2 separate regions of the Homo sapiens genome follow, and region 1 is linked to region 2. The links are chromatin loops, found by intact Hi-C in ENCODE. Cell type or tissue: prostate gland. All regions are shown on one strand. Links, peaks and the distances in the headings refer to the core of each region. The heading gives the core; the rest is flanking DNA.

Region 1 (10,136 bases), core at 3,997-6,496, 650 kb after region 2:
CTAATGCTCTCTAAATTTGTCCAGAGCTTTCTTTTTCCTAGAAATCCAGAGAGCAAAGTCAGAGCCTGGCACCTGCAGATAGGATAACACTGGTGTCTGATGGTGAGGCTGCCCAGTCCCATCAGGAGCCTCAGCCAAGGAGGGGCCTGGGCACACTCAGGTCCCCATGGTTGTCCATTGAATGGAGTGAGGATCAAGGTGGGAATGACTGGGTGGTGGCTGCCACTAGCCCAGGAACATGACAACGTGACCACACCACACATGCCTCCAACACACACCCACAGTCTAAACATCTCTCCTTCTCAGTGAGCCCTTCTCCCATTCCAGATCATCAGCACACCCACACCCACCATAGGTCTCTCTCCTCCGGTCTTCCCAGAAGGGTAAAACTCCCAGCCTACCCTGCTCCAGCTTCAGCCCAGGTAGTTGGTGTGTCTCAATATGAATAGGGGGTGAGTAGCTTCATAGAAAGAATGGGGAACTCCCTTGGCCTCAAGCCAGTATAGTTTGGAAGTTGGGGGTCGGGGATGTTAAGGGTGGGGAGTATCCTGCCTGTGACCTCTAGGTTATGAAAACTATCTTAGAAGGTGCTTTTAGAAAGAACCAGGAGAACAACCAAAGCAGCTTACAGACGCCTGAACGGAGAATGAAGTGTTTCAAGTAAGCGAGTCTGCAAGTTCTCAGAAGCAGACAGATATCCAATCTGGACTGCAGCCAGGGAAGTCCTCTCTCTCGCTCTCTCTCTCTCTCTCTCTCTCTCTCATTGCTTGTATGACTTCACAAGCAACTCAGGATCATTCTAGCAGGCTTTCCCACTGTCAAACAGAGACTTCATTCTAAAAAGAGAAGTGATAAACAGAGCTCCAGCTCTGCTAGCTCTATATATTTACTGATTAGTGGAAAGCACTGACCAAGGAGACTTTTAAGCCAGTGGTTCTTCAGAATCACCTAGATGCCTCCACCCTCCAGAGATCCTGAGTCCAGGAGTCTGAAGTGGGGCCCCAGGTGATGTCATTGCTGCTGGTCCCAGGACCACATTTTAACAATCAATGTTTTCAGGTGTCTCATGAGGAACACTACTTAATGCAGTGGGAAAGAAAATATTTCAGAGGAGAATTTTTTCTTAAAGAAGCTGCATATTCTGGACTCTAATTTAGTTTAATTCACTCCAGGATGGCACGCAGGATTCCTAATTCTTAAATGCCATTCAGTCTGGACTTCAAATCACTTGTCTTCAGAAAATAAAAGATTTGTTCCACCCGGGTGTGTGGACATGGATGCGCTCATCCTGTGTTCTCAGACAGATTTCAGTCATTAGATGATGTTTTTAAGTCCTGAGTGGATTAAAGCCAGACTTCTGTTGGCTCCGTTGCGACCTCTAAGGGAGAGAGAAATCTGGGCTCCCTGGAATCACGTCCCCTGCAAGAGAGTCCCTTGGTCCATTCTCGGGCCAGAAAAAAATCTCCCCATCACTCCAGTGCGAGTGGTTGGCCTTGCTCTGGTCCGGCACTGTGTGCGTCGGGAAGTCGGCCTGGAGTTGGGGTTGCAGGGACGCCACGGCTGGTGGCGAGCGCAGCAGGAGTGCCTGGAGAGCTCGCGGCCAGCGGGGAGCTGAGCGCAAAGGCGGAGGAGGGAAGCAGCCTCTGAGGCTTCCCCGCCTGGGAGAAGAGTTTTTGGAAGTAGGCGAGACGGGGAAGGAGTTCTGAGCCTCAGTCCGCACAGCCTCCTTTCCGTCCCTTTCCGGGTGCAATCTCCGGGCCAGCGGGTGCGTGTCCCGCTGCAGATCCGCTGGCTCAGGGATGAGGCGCAGGGCAGGTTCTGGGTTACGTCCCCACACCGCGGGGAACCCAGGTGCGAGCGGGGCGCAGCTGGCCTGCCAACATCCTTTCTTAGCTTTGCATCCTTCGCTCCAAATGCTGGCTCTGCCCTTGGAAACTCGCTGGTTGCCAGCAGCATTCTTCAGAGTCCGCCGGGCTTCCTTCAGGCGTTTGGAGGAACACGCCTTTGATCTTTGGGTCTGGGCAGGCTGCGCGGGCCCACCCTCCTTCCAGTTCACCGAAAGATTAACCACCTCCAAGGACTATTTAAGAGCCCCTCTCAGGGCCGAACGGGGAGAAAGGGTGGGAAAAGGAGGAGAGAGCATCCCTTTAGAATGCCCCAGAGTGACGAGAACAGACTTCTCAAAAACAGTGTCAGGCGGTCTTTTGTACCCAGCACTCAGTGTAGTGCCTGACACCTCAATAAATGTTGAATCATGAATGAATCATTAACTCTTTGAGGCTATAAGATAGATAAGATAGAGAGTAATGGGGCAAAGTGACAATGGGCTGTTGTGGTTAAATTGAACTTGAACTTGAACCTCTTACCTTGAAGTCTGGGCGCACATTTGAGAAAAGAATAAAGCAAGTAGGTATGATGGGACTGGGTGAAATCAGGTGGTGGTGGATTGTTTGCAGCACTCACGAAATATGCTCTCTCCTTTTCCAGTAAAATATATTACTAGATGTTAATTTACATGGCCCGTAGACTAGAATCATTAGTTTAAAATGTGCTTTGATAATGAAAATGATTTGAGACACTAAGCAGATTACATGACCTTATTTTAAAATTAATCCAGTTGGTGATGAGGAAGTAATGTATTGCTTTTCACAGATGTAGGTGAGACACTGGTATAGTGGAAAGAGCTTTTGACTGAGTTCTTGGACAAGATACTAGACCTTTCAGGACCTTGGTTCTTCCATCTCTTTAAAATGAGTATAATAATGACTACTTTTGTGAGATAATGTGTAATTGGACAATGCCTGGAACATAATAGACACTAGTTAATATTGGGTTCAAGCGATTCTTCTGCCTCAGTCTCCCAAGTAGCTGGGATTATAGGCATCCACTACCATGCCCAGCTCATTTTTGTATTTTTAGTAGAAACGCGGTTTCACCATGTTGGCCAGGCTGGTCTCGAACTCCTGACCTCAGGTGATCCACCCGCTCGGCCTCCCAAAGTGCTGGGATTACAGGTTTGAGCCACTGCACCTAGTCTTTTTTTTTTTTCTTAACAATCATACTTTTCCTCCCTAAAAGAAAAACTCTCCCTTTCTGTACAGTCACAACACTTCTGACACCAAATGTGTGGAGTTTTCCCACATACAAATGGATTCTCCAATTCTCTATGGACACCAACTGGGTGTCCTACAATTCAATTCTGATGCTAACTCCTTGCTAATTTGCTATAACAGCTCACAAACACTTATTTACAGTTACTAGTTTATTATAAAGGATATCACAAAGGACACAGATGAACTAGTTTATTATTTACAGTTACTAGTTTATTACAAAGAATAGCTTATTATAAAGGATATTGCAACAGATACAGATGAATAGCCAGATGAAGAAGTATATAGAGCAAGGTTTTAAAGGGTCCTGAGCATGAGATCTTCTGTTCCCATGGAGGCAGAGTGTCCCACCCTCCCAGTAAGCGGATGTGTTCACCAACCCAAAAGCACTCTGAGCCTTGTTGTTTAGGGGTTTTGTGGAGATCCCATTACATAGTCATGATTGATTAAACAATTGGCCATAAGGGATTGAACTCAAATTTCCAGCCCCTTTTCCCTCCCTGGAGGTGAAGTGGGGCTGAAAATGCTGACCCTCTAATCACAAGGCTGGTTCCTCAGGCAACCAGTTGCTATACCTTAGCTGTCTATGGACCATGCAGTGATTCCAGCCACCAGCCATCTCATTAGCATGCAAAAAAAAAAAAAAAAAATTCTTATCACTCAGGAGATTCCAAGAGTCTTAGAAGCTCTTGTGCCAAGAACCGGGACAGAGACCAAATCTATATTTTATATTATATCACCAAATAATATTCCCCTTGAATGAAAGCAATCTAAGACATCTCTAAACCCAGGAGAATTTTTTAAAACTAACTGGGTCATATAGTTACAAGTAATAAAAATCCATACAAACTAGCTCCAATAAAAAGGGGAATTAGGTATTGTAAAGATAGTCCAGAGAATCTGGCTGACATCTCCTGGCAGAAAATAAATTGTAACAAGGAATTAGGGAATATCCCCTGGGAAACTGAAAAGTTAGGAGTGAAACTCTCTCCTCTCTGGAGCTGGAGCTCTCTGGGCCCTTGTCTCTGTTTTCTCTGCCAGTCTTCTGCATTTTGTCCTCTGCAACCTAATTTTCTGTGCTGGCTCACTTTCAACTGCTTCTGAACTATCGATTTCACATAGGTTTGGTTTATTAAGTTGCTGACTATGGCCCCAATTCTGCAAGAACTGAATTCAGTTGCAAACTCCACTATCCAAAGCTTACATCTCCATATCTTTTGAATTTGAATTTTCAAGATAGAGACCACTACTGACTTCATCTAGAGGCTGTGGTTAGATTCTCCAGGCAGTTGTATGCCTCTTATCCCATCAGCTGTAGTTGGCTGGAGATGGGTTGGCTGTTGGCTGGGGCAGCTTTTTGCAATGGAGGCTTTGAATGCAACAAGAATCCCAAATCGGTTTGCTACAAACATAATACAATGCCATAAGGCCTGGGGTGTCTACATATGGACCACCTGGGTTTATTCTGCTACTCCAATGGGGAGCAACATGTTTTTGGAAAAAGGTCATGTTCTCAGGTCTTATTGTGTCTATGATGTGGGGAAGGAGCAGAGATAACAACAAAACAAATTCATATAACCTAAATGATCTACTTTATGGACTAGAACAATCTTATTGAGGAAATCACTAGCACTTTTTAGCCAGTAAAATGTTATTGTAAGGCACATTTAAGAAATAACAGCACAGACTAAGATTTCTTAATTTTTTTCATCCATTTGCATTCATGAAGCACATTTATAGAGGCTATCATATTTCATCTTCAAAACAACCCTGACCCAGAGGTATTATTATCCTCACTTTTTTTTATAGGGCAACTGAAACTCAGAGATGGAAAATAAATTGCCAAGAGCTATATAGTGAAAAAGTGGCAGAAAGCTGAGTATAGAATTCTTTTATTTTGTTGAAACTACCTTGAATGTAGGAGGGTCCCAGAATAAAAGAAATTTTAAAAACTGTAGCCATACAAAGGAAAGAAATACTTCCAATAAAAGCATGACATTAAGCCTTTTTAAAATTAGAATTTGTATTTTATACTTACTTAAGGATCTCTTTTAGACTTATTTATAACTTTATTTTAATCCTATATTGCCATTAAGGATACATAAAAGGAAATTATAAGCAAAATAAACTAGTTAAAATATTCCAAAAATTATTTTATATTCAGAGCCTAATTCATTCTGAATCATTTAGTCAATCCCAGTCATGAAAGTCTTGTGACTTTTTATTATGTAACAGTTTTTGTCATAAAAGAAACCATCCTGAAACCCAGTGGCTTAAAAGCAATAAGCTTTAGTTGTTACTCAGGAATCTGAGTTAGTTAAGAGGCTCTGCTGATCTGAGCTGAGCTCTACTGTTCTTGCTGGGGCTTGCCCATACATTTTTGGCTGGCTGTCTATTTGGCTAGGAGCTAGCTGGTCAAGAACAGCCTCACTCACATGCCTGGTGGCTGGCCAGTTATTGGCTAGGGTATGAGGAAAACCAAACCATGCATTTTTTTTTTTTTTTTTTTTAGACAGGGTCTGCCTCTGTCACCCAGGCTGGAGTGTAGTGACACAATCTTGGCCCACTGCAACCTCCACCTCCTGTGCTCAAGCAATCCTCCCACCTCAGCCTCCCAAGTAGCTGGGACTACAGGTGCATACCACCACACCCAGCTTTTTTTCTTTTTTAGTAGAGACAGGGTTTCACCATGTTGCCCAGGCTGGTCTCGAACTCCCGACCTCAAGCAACTCACCTAGCTTGGCCTCCCAAAGTGCTGGGATTACAGGTGTGAGCCACTGGGTCCAGCTAAACCATGCATCTCTAATCATCCCATAGGCTAGTTTGTTCTTGTAGCAACTAGGGAGGGAACAGAAAGTCATAAGGCCTGTTGGACCTAGGTTTACAACAGGTATAGTGCCACTTCTGCTGTGTTCTATTGGCTAAAGCCAGTCACAAGGGCATCCCAGATTCAAGAGATAGGGAAATAAATTTTACCTCTCAATGGGAGAAACTACAAATGCACTTTGCTTAGAACATGTAGACTGTGTACGTGTGGAAATTTAGAACTATTTTTATAATTAATCTACCACACAAAAGTTTTTTTAAAAAAATTCTTTGGCCCTTCTGAATAATTTTCCACTTTGAAAGGTCAATATCTAGTGATTTACCACCCAATTTTATCTTCTGGTTTATTAAGAACATTTCTTAGAAGAGTTCTCTGTTATCTCTGTAATTTTCTTCCAAGCAACTGATACCCATTCTATAGTTTTAATATTGACTCTTTCTTGATATTTTTGGCAGGGAGCATAATGAAAATAGCAACATAAATTAGTCACACCAAGCTTTCTTTTACTTATTCTTACAAATTTGGAGGTTTCCCTAACCCTAGTTGCATTGTTTGGCCTGTGTAGTGGGCTAAATGGTGGCCTCAAAGAAATCAGATTCTAATTCCTGGAAACCGTAAATATTACCTTAATTGGAAGAAGGGTCTTTGCAGATATGATTAACGATTTTGAGATGGAGAGATTATCCTTGGTTGTTTGGGTAGGCCCTAAATGCCATCACAAGTGTCCTTATAAGAGAAAGGGAGAGGGGGATTTGATGCACAGAAGAGAAAATGGTGATGTGAAGACAGAAGTAGAGATTTAAATGATGCAGCCACAAACAAAGGAAGAGTAGCAGCCACCAGAAACCAGAAGAGGCAAGGAAGAGATTGTCCCCTAAAGCCTCCAAGGGAACATGGCTCCGCCTACACCTTGATTTCAACCCAACAAAACTGTCATTGAACTTCCAGCCTCCAGAACTAAGAGAAGAGTAAATTATTGTCAGCTGAAGGCACCAAGTTTGTGGAAATTTATTAAGGCAGCCACAGGAAACTAATACAGCCTGTGTTAGGCAATCCTTTGCATGTATCTCAGTAACCAAATATCACAGGATCATCTACTTATTGTTTACTTTTTTTCTTATGCCCCAAAAAGCACTTTGATGTTAATTTGTAAGAAAATATGGAATTATGGATATTCTTCCAATGGCAAATGCCTTTGTTACTACACATTGATTCTCTATTTCCATTACTTTCTATGCATAAAATAACATTTTTTCAATATGGAATCAGAGCATAATCTTTGTAAAGACATTCTTCAACTGCAGTTGAATCCATTATAGCTCCGACAATACAAATTGTTGAAACAAAGAGACCAATGTTAAGATGCATCCTGATTTTAGAAATGTGAAAATGGGCCAGGCGTGGTAATTCACATCTATAATCTCTGTACTCTGGGAGGCCAAGGCGGGTGGATCACTTGAAGTCAGGAGTTCGAGTCCAGCCTGCCCAACATGATAAAACCCCATCTCTACTAAAAATACAAAAATTAGCCAGGTGTGGTGGTGTGTGACTGTAATCCCAGCTACTCCAGAGGCTGAGGCAGCAGAATCACTTGAACTCAGGAGGCAGAGGCTGCAGTGGGCTGAGATTGTGCCACTGCATTCCAGCCTAGGTGGCAGAGAGAGACTCCATCTCAAAAAAAAAAAAAAAAAAAAAAGTGAAAATTTGGGGAGAAAATGCATCTTAGAATGATGATATATAGTAACTCATTTCACTCTGAGCTGGACTCTACTGTTCTTGCTGGGGCTTGCTCTTATATCTGTGGCTGCCTGGCTATATGCATCATCATTGAGTGTCCACCGTATGCATGACCCTGTGCTACACATTGGAAATAGCTGAATTAGAGGACACGTTCCTGACTTCCAGCTTGAGTATTCCTCAGAAGACCCAATCACTTTTCTGCAAGGACCTGGCAGGGGAGGGCAATCTTGTGTTCTGAAAACTGCCAGCTGTGCCAGTTTCCACAAGGGTCAGCTACCAGGACATGCTGGCTGCCCCTGCCGTACTCTACCACTAGGCTACTGACACCTCAGCCTGCCATTCATGTAGCTAGCCCAAAATGGAGCACTCCCACCTGCCTCTATCCCAGACTAACCAATTAACCAATGGTGGGCAAGTATCTGAAGAAGTGATTCCAAAAGATCCCTCCCTGTATCTAAGGTAGTTGTCCTGGAGGTTTTTATTTTCCCAAGGCTGAAATTGGACTCTGGCCATTTGGAGATGAGCTATATACGGTGGGCCATCATTCTGCTACATGGATATGGGCAGCCATCTTGTAAATATGTACTTTTGGTCCTAAGTGAAAAAATTTTTAAATATGATAGATGTGTTCACAGAAACTTACCTCCACTACTGGAAAATCAACTCAAAAACTATGAATGATAGACCATCAGAGTGATAGCTGAGCTAATTTTTCATTCCCCACCTCCCAAGGCCCTCTGCATCATCTTAGGGACCATCCCCTCAAACAGTTCATCAATTTTCCAAACCTTTTTGTCTCTAGAACCTGTCTTTTGCTTTTTCTTCTCTTTTGAATCTTATACATTAACTCATAAATTATATGATACTGAATTCCACTATCCTTCTCAATATTTCATATCAGGTACATTCAAATGTATTAGAATAAGTTTTTTAAAAAGTAATATTTCCTTTTTTGGGGGGGGGGGACGGGGTCTCACTTTGTCACCCAGGCTGGAGTGCAGTGGCGCGATCTTGGCTCCCTACAGCCTCTATGTCCTGGGCTCAAGCGATCCTCACACCTCAGCCACCCAAGTGGCTAGGACTACTGTGTGCTACCTTGCCTGGCTAATTTTTTAATATTATTTATAGAGACAGCGTTTCTCCATGTTACCCAGGCTGTTCTCAAACTCCTGAGCTCAAGCGATCAGCCCACCTTGGCCTCCCAAAGTGCTAGAATTACTGGCGTGACCCATAACACCAACCAAAAAGTGGTATTTTCAAAAGCTCATAGATAGACTTGAGCTTGGATGCTCTGCCATCTAGCTGCTCTGACCCCAAGCAAATCCTTTAATGGAAGCTGATCATAATCCCAAAAGACACAATCCCAAATGCTATAAACCTGAATGTTGGAATCCCAAAAGATCAGAATCTCAAAAATATAATTCTGAAAAAAAAATTTAATTTTTTAAAAGATTTTTATTTATACTTTAAAAAGGGGATTTACTTGAGAAGCATAAAAATGCAACAGAAGGCTTCATAGGCCACTTTACATAATAAAATAAGCCATAATAATGTATATATTTTTGCAAACATAGGCACTCAGGCATACTAGTGACAGTCACATGGACAAAACAGTTATGAGCAGACAAATTGTATTCACAAGGAAGTAGGTCAGAAAAGGAAATGGATCAATGCATATCACTATGGTTGGTAGTTGAGTGTACCCAACTTTATAACTCTGGCCATCTGAAATACCATGATGAACAACCATAACCTTCTGATAAGATCAATTGAAAACCTCAATGGGTCACCACCACATATACAGTTACCCTAAGAGCTGAGATCTTGAGAAATCTTACCTTTCACAAATGCAGATGTACAAAAGAACATCTATTCATTTATTGAAGAAGTTTTAACATTTTTATGTACATGCACAATGCTTACACACAAAGGCAACATTCTGATAATGCATCTTCATGGAGTCAAATTTGCAAAACATGCATAAAACAAATTAGAATGCTCTAAAAGTCTCTATACGATTTATACCTCCAATATTGGAAATGATGTGAAGATTAAATACATAGCGTGTAGAATTATAAGAAATAATGCTGACAATTTAAAATAGTGAAAATTTTTAAAAAAAGGAAAAGCAAATTTAAAAACTAAAAAGAAAATTCAGCATATAAACAAGTATAATATAGGGATAGATTTGGGCAATTTGCATGGAGATGGTTCATAAGAGCTTGTCAAATATAATCCAACTATCCTGTGATGGTGATGTTTGAGATTTTGGGATTTGGGGATTTTAGGATTTTTAGAGTTTGAGGATTTTGCTCTTTCAGGATTTCAACATTAACAATTATGGTGTTTAAAAATGTGTCTTTTGGTATTATAATCCAAACTGTCACTTAATCTCTCTGTGCCTTGGTTTCTTCACCAGTAAGATTTCTAAAGTTCCTTCTAACATTAAAAACAATTTT
Region 2 (10,136 bases), core at 4,407-6,906:
GGGTACAAAGAAACATGCTAAGAAAACCCACCCTATATTTATGTTAACAATATGCTAAAGTATGAATTTTTATTTTATTCAAATCATACATCTCCCACCTTTATTTGTAGGTGAAACTAGCACATAATGTTTTATGCCAAAATGAAATTCAAAATGTTGTTGCCTTTTGAGGACAGTATTAAATTCATCATTGTACTTAATCCTTACATGATATTTGCTATAGCCACAGAACATTCTTAGACACTATGATTCACAAAACATTTAAATTGCATATTTGGCTTGTAATATATTACATATTTAAAAGAATTACTATTTTTCTGAATACCATTAATACTAATAATAGCATCACAGTGACTAAGAGTGGACTTAAATAAAGGCTGGCTTGAAACTCAGGTCTGCCATTTATTAGCAAGCTTCTAAAAATTCTGAGCCCTTAGTTTTCTCACATGTGAAATGGAGAAAATAAATCTGCAAAATTAATTAAATCTGTCCATTCATATTTTTCTCTCCAGTGTATATTAACTGGCATTCCTCGTTAGGCCAGAATGTGCTCTCAACCATGCTCCAAATCCGCTTTGTGCCAACCCCACTGCCAGAACCCTTTCTACCTTGAGAACCAGAAAAGGAAACATTATGCCTGGCAATGCCTACACCCTCCAAAATAAATCTGCAGGAAAGAACACCCAGTAAGTGATGAGAGCAGCAACGACTGCCTTTATCATTTTAAATTTACAACACCACCTTTTCTAGAGCCTCTTAAGCATTGTAGATAATTCCCCACTCATTAAAAAATAAATTGTAACCATAAGTATTCAGGGTTGATACTGCTTTTGAATTAGACAGTGCTCATATCAGTTGCATAAGACCAACCTAAAGTAGAGGATGAAATCTTTTTTCTGAACCTTTTTCAGAACGTAACTTAGTGAATATATTAAAACTAAACTTTCTTTGAATGGGAGTAATTTCTACGGATTAATCTGTAATCTCTTAGACCACACCTAAGGTAATGTAGAGGTTGTTGTATCATAGGCTTTGTGATTAGAGACCACTGGATTTGTCTTTGGAAAAGTCACTCATGATTCTTTGGGCTTTGGTTTCCTCATCTTTTATACCGGCTTAATAATGACCACCGTAGAGTTGTCATGGAAGTTAAATGAACTCATGTACCATAAGTGACCAATACAATGATTGACACTCAGTGATTTATCAATAAATTAAAACATTTATTATCAATATGACAGAGAAGGTGCCGCTAAAATAGACAATAGGTTTTTGGAAGAGGTGATTAAATGGATGCAAAATTTATGGATTGTTTATTCCGTCTACCTTTGCTGTGTCCCCTGGTTGTGGCATACACACGTGTGGGTATAAAATCGTAAATCCTATGTAGTCGCGTAGTGCATGCGCAGAAGGCTTAGACACGAAATGTCATTTCAGCAATGTGCCTAGAGAAGCTCTGACGCCGCCTTGGAAGTAAGTCGTTGCTGCCTGACCTTTGGGCGTCTGGGACGGATGCCTATACCTGCACCCAGCAGCACTGGAAGGGGCCCAGGCCCTTCGCAGCACAGCCTATCCCCAGACCGCTTAGTCCTTCATAACATATATCTCCACGGAAAAGGGTATTTCCTCCCGTCAGAAAAAGCGCCCCAGTCTGGTCTGGGTTGGTTTTTATTTCACGTTGTTGCAAGTAGGCGAAGTCCCTTCTGTCTCCTCCCTTGGGGTAAGTGGAAAGGAGTCCGGCAGGGGGCCCGCAGTGGCCTGCACAGGGGAACTGGGTAGCGAGAGAGTTCCAGGCAATTCCGGGGGCTGCCCCACAGAAGCAGGTGGGGATCGACAGTGGCTCTCCGGCCCAGGGAGGAGAGCGCGGTCGCGGGTCCCTCCCCTCAGCCTGGAGGCTGCAGCCGCTCGAGTCGGCCCGGGTGGGGGCGGGGTGGGGGCGGCGCGGAGGGCACGGAGATTACGGCGGCGCCACCCGGGACATCCAGGGCCCCGAGGCCCTGGGCGGTCCCCACGCGAGATCGCAAACCATGACAATAGGCAGTCACCCGAGGTCAAATAAAAACGGAGTGGGTCCCCCGCGCGCCGCCGCCCCCCGCGTCCCTGGCGGCCTCCCCCGAGGCCCCCGGCGGCCTCACGAGCCCGCAGTAGCCGGTGGCGACGTCGCCCCCGCCCCACCTCCCTGCGCAAGTGCGAGGCTGCCGGCAGCGCGGCGCACGCTCCGGCCGTTCCCGGCTTCCGCGCAAAACTTCCATCCTGTCCACGTGAAGTTGTCGCTGCCTTAGAGAGGGGGAAAGAGCTGCGGGAAAAGCCGGGGAGTGACGACTGCGGCGGCTGGGCGCGCTCTCTCATTTTCTTTTCTTCTCCTTTCCCCCCTGTCGCAGTCCGGAGTTTTGGCTCCTCTCCTTTCCTCCTCCCCCTCGGAGCCGGCTTCTCCCTCCGCCCCGCTTCTCCCCCGCTTGTGTACGCTATTTGTTGTGGGGTGGCCGAAGGGGATGTCCTGTTTTCACCAGAGGCACAGCGCGAAGGGGAAACTTCGACACTGGAAGGAACGAGAATAAATACTTAATTACGGACGCACTGAACCGCGGCTGGGACAGACACTTCGGGAACCCGAGGCGGACCGGGCGACGAGGTGAGTGACCCCTTCTTCCAACCCCCGCCCCAGGGCTCCCGGGGGAGCCTGAGTTGAGAGAACCCCCAAACTTTCCGGGAAAGTGCGCGAGGCTCCGCCGGGGACGCCGAGCGCTGGGTACTGAGGACGCGCAGCTGGACGGTGCGTGGGCGCCTGCGTCCCCGGGGGGCGCTTGGAGGCCGGGTGCCCCACGCCTGAGGGCCCGGGCCGCTCGGACCGCAGCGGTGCTCTCTGCCCTAGAAGACGTCCCCAAGCCCCAAGGGTCCCTTCCGAGCCTGCCTGTCCCTTCCGGGGTCGGCGCGGAGCCTGCGCGTAACGGAGTTCATCCAGCAGTCCAGCGCGCGGCTTCTACCTGCACCCCGCCTCCACCTGGCAGAGGCGCGAGCATCGGGGTCTCCCCCACATCTTTCTTATGACGTGTATTACTTTCTGATGACCCCCTAGATGGTCCAGGCGCGAGGATGCTGACCCAGAGTCCTTCGGAGGGTCACAGGCGCCTGGGCTTTCCCGGTGCCGGGTGCGTGTGTACTTTAAAGGCTCGCGTTCTAATCTCCAGGCACTGATCGGGCTTTTCAACTGCGGCGATCCCACTTTAATAGTTTTTATGTGGCGTGGACTGAATGTCTCCTGCAGTTTGCCAGGGTCGGTGAAATTAGAGGCGCCTTGTCAGAGCAGTCGCGTTCATTGGCTCGAGTAGCGGGTGCCATGGAAGGCTTATAACTTCTCCAAAGGAAGGGACCTGGCTGGGTAGAGCAGGTTTTTCTCTCCTTCCAAGCCTGCTGGGTCTGGGGAGGCAGTGGAACTTGAAATGGCTCGGATTTTTAGCGTGGTGAAGCGAGGTTTGGAAGTAGACGTGTGTGTGCTTGTTTTATTCTGCGCCGCACAGCAACCCGAACTTTCGTTTGGTAGCACTTGAAAGAGTTTTCTCCCTTTGTTTGCGAGATTCTGAACAGCTCGGAGCGATTAGGGAATTTGCGGACCGAGTCCGGTGGCAGAGCTGGGGCGAAAGCAGAGAGCGCAATTTAATTTTTGTCATCTCTTCCCTGCTTGGGAGGATAGTGTTTCCCTTCACCACCACCCCTCTTTCTCCTTCCTATGAAGACAACGGATTTGCGCCTGGGGTGAGAGTGTGTGCGGGAGAGTGGTGTGGAGACTGTCCTCTCTCACCGCGTCTCCTGCGCCTCTCCCCGCCATCCCGAGCGGGCCTAGAGAGTCATTCATGAATCTTAACCTGAGGGCAGGGGAGGAAGGTGCAGGTCCCTCTGCCCTTTCTGCCAAGGTGCAGAATAGCGCCCGGGCGTGTGTTTTGGTTCCAGAGCAGTTCCACGTGGAGCAACTTCGTGTGTGTGTGTGTGTGTGTGTGTGTGTGTTGTGTACTTGATCTGTGAGGAGGTAACAGGACTCTGGTGTTCAAACCCAGTGGGCCGTTGGCCATTAGTTTGCTTTCCTGGCTGTCATTACAGACACTTCCAAAATCTGATACCTAAGAGAACCAACAGGTTAGGTTTCACATTAAGGGCTCATACTTAACAGTTTTCTTTCTCCCTTACCCCTTTTGGCTTGGCACCCTGGGATCAACGTAATTGTTGGAGCGAAATACACCTCCTGGAATATGGCATTTTGTTCCTCTTCTCATCTGTGGCCACTTTGTGAACCCTCGGGTGTTTGTCAGTTTCAGTGCGGGCTCCTGCGGGATTTAGGTGGGAGTCTTAGGAGCGTTTAACAACCGCGGGCTCCCCATCAGCAGCTTCTGAAGTTTCACTTACACGTAGGTGACTGACAGGATTGAAAGTTGACGATGGTTTTTTTGTTTGTTGCGTTGTTTTTGTTTTTAAAACCTTAGGGAAGGGATTGTACTTGAATTCCTTTCCCGGGTACGGTTTGGTTTTAAGCAGAATCAGTGCCTTTTTTTTTTTTTTTGTCTTTTAAAATATTATTGGCAAGCTTAAACCTGAAGAACCAAAAACTAGAGGGGGTGGGGAGAGAATCCCCCCAAAAAATATTTGATACGTGATACGGAGCGTTTTAGGAGACTGCATTCAAAGACATTTGTGTATTTTTAAAAATAACATTATCCCAAGAAACAAAAAGCAGTAGTAACAAGAGACAGATTGTTTTGTGTGGAGCAAGACTGCCAGAATCTGATTTTTATGGCAACAATATCGAAAGCAGACATAACTACACCCACATTTATTGTTATAAACCGTAAAAATAGTTTGTTCCACCTGATTAAAAGTTGTAAGTCATTCAAAGTTAAACCCGTATTTAGGAATGACTGTACAAGAATGTTAAAACCTTTGACAGCTACAGCTTTGAAAGCAACATAATTAGATTTGTTGAAAATGTCTCCTTTCTCTGATTATTAGTGATATGTACTTGTCTTTCATAATAAGTAAAGGTCTACAATCAATATGGTTTTCAAAAGCCTGTTTTCCTTTGTAAATTTCCTGAAAATAGTATGTTTCAATATTTAAAGACCATTGTAACTACCGGTTGGTTCACAATTATAACTAAAATAAGATTTACTCAGTTGTTTTCTTTTTATTAGTATTTGTTGAATATTTGAAATTGAATTTCTCATTTCCAAAATAAAACGTCTCACATATATGTATGTACTCACAATTAACACTTCTTTTAAGTAGTAGGCTTAAGTTTTAAAATTTTTAAAATCTTAAGATTTGTATAAAAAGGAGTGATTGTATAAAAAGGAATAATAATTATTAATTGTTAAGAAAAATAGATGCTGAATTTCAGAGGGTTTCTAGAAGCTGGAGAAAAAAATTGCATAGAAGTTTCTTTTTTGACGGGTGACTGGCAGATGAGTTACTTGTCATTTTGCTATAATTTATTTTTTTCTTTTAATAAGGCTCTTTGGGTTAAAAAAAAAAAAGGAAAAACAAGTACTCCATTTCTAAGAGTTTCCTTTTTATTTATGTTGTACTTTGGGGTGTAAATAAATTTTACATAGCCACGGGAAATAGAGTATCCAATTTCATGTTTTCAGTCTCTGTTGCAAGCTCTAAATGACTGATGTCGTGTCTAAAAATATATTTATATGGCTTGATATTTCATTTTAACATTTTATGCACTGGAATTAGATTTTTTAGGATTTTTAGAAAGATAGAATGACAGAAAGACGATGACTATTGTTATAAAAAGTTAGAATGTTAGGAAGTTCACATTCTAACTTTCAAATAATCAAACTTATTTTGCCCCACAAAAACTCACAGTTTTTATACAGATTTCAAGAAGAGGGGTGATAATCTTTTTCACTACTTAGTTAAGTGTTAAGTAATTTAAGAATGCAAGTATGTATTATGCTTTCTCATTATCATTTTTTTCTGTTAGGTAAATGCAAGAACACTGGACATTCTGTAAAAACAGGCCCCTCTTTATAAGGAGTTTATTCACCATAGTTCTGTATTGCAGCTGCTGATCATATTTCATGGAGCTGTTAAAGCACTTAAAACCTAAAATTAGGTACTGTCTGGTTGTAAATATTTCAGATCACTTATTTAAGAAATAAATAGAAAAGTGTGCTATCAAAAGTAGGAGACGTTTTGAATCCTCTCATTGAAGAGCTGAACAAACCTCTATCAAAACACCTTCTTCTTTTTTCAGTGAGAATATAATCTTGACAGTTTCTTTTTCTAAATGGATATTATTCTTACATGTACTAAATGCTAAACTCTTATAACGTGCCTCCCTGTAGAGTATCTTAAACTAATTATATTCAGAAATACAGTTGGGGGATTTTATTACAATGGTTACTAGGTGAAGGAAATCAACACCAGGGGAATGGGGTGGCATTGCAGTGTACCTGCTTCTCTCATGAATTTTTCCTGCTAAACTAAGAAATGACATGCTGTTTCAGGCATTTGCCCTGGAGATGGGTGAGATGCAATATGTGTAATGCTGCATCTTATAGTTAGATGTGTTTTAATGAAGGGGACACTGCATAGTCATTAAATCATTTTTGGAGCCAAACTTGGCGTCATTTAGCTTGAACTTAAGTGGAAGAAAATGAACAAGAGTTACACATTCAAAAGAAGTACAAGCAACTTTGATTGCTTTTAAGAGGTTTGAAGACTTTGTAAACATTACTGTCACTCAATATTGCTTGTGGAGCTGTACATTAATATATGCTTTGGTGATATGTCATTTTACGCTTGAAATTTGTCATTCTTAGTGTTTCTCCATCCATCTTTTTATTAGTAAAGAGATACTGAAAATGAACACTACTATTCTTACTCCCCTAACCCCTTTCACACCTCCAGAAAAAGAGATGAAACTGATTAATTTAAAATAGAAACCATTTTGTGTTATCAAAACCACATTTATATAGTGATTTGAGACAGTTTCAGAGAGTGCACCTCTGAGTCTCACTGTAACCTTTTTTGTCATTGAAAGGTGCTAATTGATCTTAGGGTACTGACACAATAGTATAGTTTGATATTTGAAACCTTTCAGAGTTGGTCTGGCCCTTTTCTTACCCTGAGATTTCAGTGCATGGATGATGAAGAAAGACACCATTCTAAAATACCAGAAATTCTCATTTTTTTCCAATATGAAATGTTTTAATACAGTATGTTCATATTTTTAAAGCTTTTATTTACATACAGTAAGTAAATTTATTTTAACGTACTTTTGGACAGTAGGAGAAAGACCTATATGTTCTATCGTGTTAGAATTTTTTAGTTTTTTTTTTTCTGCACAGGTAGTTTATTTAGGTTATAATTTTTAGGCAAAGTCTGATTCCTATTATCACATGAATATTTTCAAAGTGAAATTGCGTTAAACCAATGTGGAATAGCTTTTGTATCACCAAGGCATATATTAATGTAGATGTCAAATATGAGAGCATATTTTCTTGAGTATATTTATATCCTAAAGTGTATTTTTAAATAAAAGTGGTCACTGTAGTCTTTAGATAATTACAATTTGGCTGTCATTATTACTATAATATTAATCACTATCACCATCATAACATCATAGCTAGCATTTACTCAGGAATTTCGTGCAAAACACTGTTTTAAGCATTTATATGGATTAGCTAATTTTAATCTTCTTAACTATGCCGTAAATTAGGTACTTTTGTTATTCCTATTTTACAGATAAGGAAGCTGAGACCCAGTCATGCAGCACAGTGGAGCCAGGATCCTAACTCCCCAGTATGAGGCCAGCACCCTTATCCTTAAGCGTGTGCTGGGCTCTTGCTTCCATCAGTCATATACCACCATTTTTAGGTGGTACCTGAACATTTTGTTTTAATAATACTTATATTTTATGTAAGGATAACTAGATATTAGAAAAATTTGTTAAATTTTGTATTAAACCTGTAACTTCATGGGCAATATTGTTTGAGACAAGACCAAACAAAGTATTGAAGTCAAAGAAAAAAAATTAAGTATCTGAAGAAACGTATTAAGTAACAGTGAACAAGAATATGGCCTAAATAACCACAGTCATGAAGGCTGGACAGCAAATGACTGAATTTGGAGAAATGCTGTATTTTGTAATGTTTCCCAATTATCAAGAACTTATGACCAGATCTTTTAAATATTTAACTAACATGTGGAATCTTCCTTTGCTCTTCAAGCCTTATCCAAATTGGTTAAATGTTATCAACTTTGTATTTTCTTTGTTTTTGTTTTTTGTTGTTTTAATGCTGGTTTTGAATCTCAAATCTGCACATTTATGTTGAACCAACTAATAAGGCTTGAAGAGTTAAAGAGTGCATGATGGACTTCTGGAGGCAGGTTTAAATTATAATGGAGCTGCCCATATTTTGGAAATACATTCAATTTATCTGGTTATCGCATGTGTAAGGTTTTCTGTAGGTAAATACTTTTGCTGTTAATAACCTGTTTTACAATTTTATAGTATTTTTCCACTGAAGCAGTGGTTTTCATTTTTTTATTTACTTATATACTCAGCCACGGATCCTTTCATTTAAATGGAAACTGATGATATGCCCAGTAGAGAAATGTGCCACTGCTCTAGGTGAAGCAGGATGTAGGTAGCCTGAGAATGACTCACCAACAGTACCCTCTCACGGTGGCCGCCGCCTCTGGAGTTCTCTCTAAGTGTCTTCAATGTATGGAAACTGCTGCAAAAAAATTCAAGTCTTCTGACAAAAGGGGTTAATTCAGAGTACCTGCCCTAACATGTTCATGTGGCATCACTAAAAAACAGACTGTCAGATACGGTAAAATATCTCCCAGTGTGACATATCAGCAGAAAGGTGTGTCTACTCTCCCTTCTATAACTTGAGTATCCGTATTAACCAGTCTTCAAATTCGATTTAGCACTGAGAAAATTAAAACTGATCAAAATGTTCCCTGTGTGTAGTTACAGGTCTGAATGAGGCACAAAGGACTTGTACCTGCAAAGGTTGACTTTATTAATTAGAACATCTTTCCTCCTTTAAAGACTGTAAGAAGAAACACCAGCAGTGGCCTAACTTGACATGACTTTAGATTTTCACGTAAATTATTGCTACTATTTCTGTTATCCTTTCCCCCTTTCTTTTTAAAATGAAAGGGACATTTCTTGTGAAAGACTACAATTAAATCATAAAAATTTACATTCATGTGCCATTAAGTTTAATTCTACTCACAAAAGCAACAGTACAGAGTTTGAAATTCTATCCCTAATCAAGTAGGTGTACCACATACCGGGAGGGCTCATTATGCACAAGGTCATATATACAATTCACAGACCTCTGCATATACCCAACGGAGTGATCTATTCATTACATTTCACCTCTGACTTTGAACTCCCTAATGTTAAAAGATTTGAAAAGAACCGAATGTTCTGATTAAGAGATTGAATATTTCTAACTTAATGTTTTCAGTATGTTGAAAGTGATGATGACTTGGGGGAATCAGCAGATCTCTACATTACCTAATTCTTTTCTCTTACATTTGAATGCAAATGTATATTCATGTGCGGTTATGACTCAAGTCATTCTTGCTAAATTTAATGACGTTGTAGGTGAATCACATTCAGATTTCCTTTTGCAGGTTTTCCAGTAATCTAAAACAATGCTTCTAGTAGGTAACTTAAGCATGCAAACCTCAATAAACCTGTCAAGAACGGCAATTCTACTGTTTTATTTTGTTTTTTTTTTTGTTTGTTTGTTTTTGCATTAACTTTAGTTGATAAGATGATGGTACTGTTATTTTTCTTAGTTGACTCATGAAGAATTTTAATTTAGGTCTAGTTTTTTCCCTTAATTGTTGACTTTAGTTTTTAAAGGTTTCGTTCATGAAAATGGTTAGCAAAGTTGTGGGTACTTGGTAAATGCTTGTTAAATGCTTTTTCCTTATCAGTGTTGCTGAAGACTTGCAAAATTAGAGTGGGATGGATAGATTTCTTTTCTACTCTGCATGGCTTTGAAGACTTTGGAGCTTTTATTGTATTCTTATATTTTTACATACCATTCCCAGGAATATTTAGAGAGAGAATCATTGTAACCAAGGTCACAGGTCTAATCCTCAGG

Evidence for each region. A loop is a pair of places that touch in the nucleus more often than their neighbours do. Peaks named below come from ENCODE experiments on the same cell type or tissue, not always from the same donor. Only the 100,000 strongest peaks of a DNase experiment are listed, where the experiment ranks them.
Region 1: it touches region 2 in a loop (4-fold over the local background); 2 of 110 quality-filtered maps call a loop at or near these places.

The regions. Positions count from the first base shown.
Region 1 is chr6:133,894,278-133,904,413 of GRCh38, forward strand. It overlaps a transcript of TCF21 not described here. Among named protein-coding and RNA genes, the nearest start is that of TCF21, 10 kb to the left of the region's middle. In prostate gland, for the core only: no CTCF peak of the experiment used is centred there; a DNase peak (open chromatin) is centred at 5,515.
Region 2 is chr6:133,239,118-133,249,253 of GRCh38, forward strand. EYA4 (EYA transcriptional coactivator and phosphatase 4) reads left to right here and starts at 2,240. Exons shown (of 20, transcript NM_004100.5): 1 at 2,240-2,632. LOC124901231 (serine/arginine repetitive matrix protein 1-like) reads right to left here. Exons shown (of 3, transcript XM_047419612.1): 2 at 3,102-3,294; 3 at 1,203-2,539. The coding sequence ends at 1,669. RefSeq lists enhancers at 2,583-3,477, 3,478-4,370. In prostate gland, for the core only: no CTCF peak of the experiment used is centred there; no DNase peak of the experiment used is centred there; H3K27ac peaks cover 2,334 bases.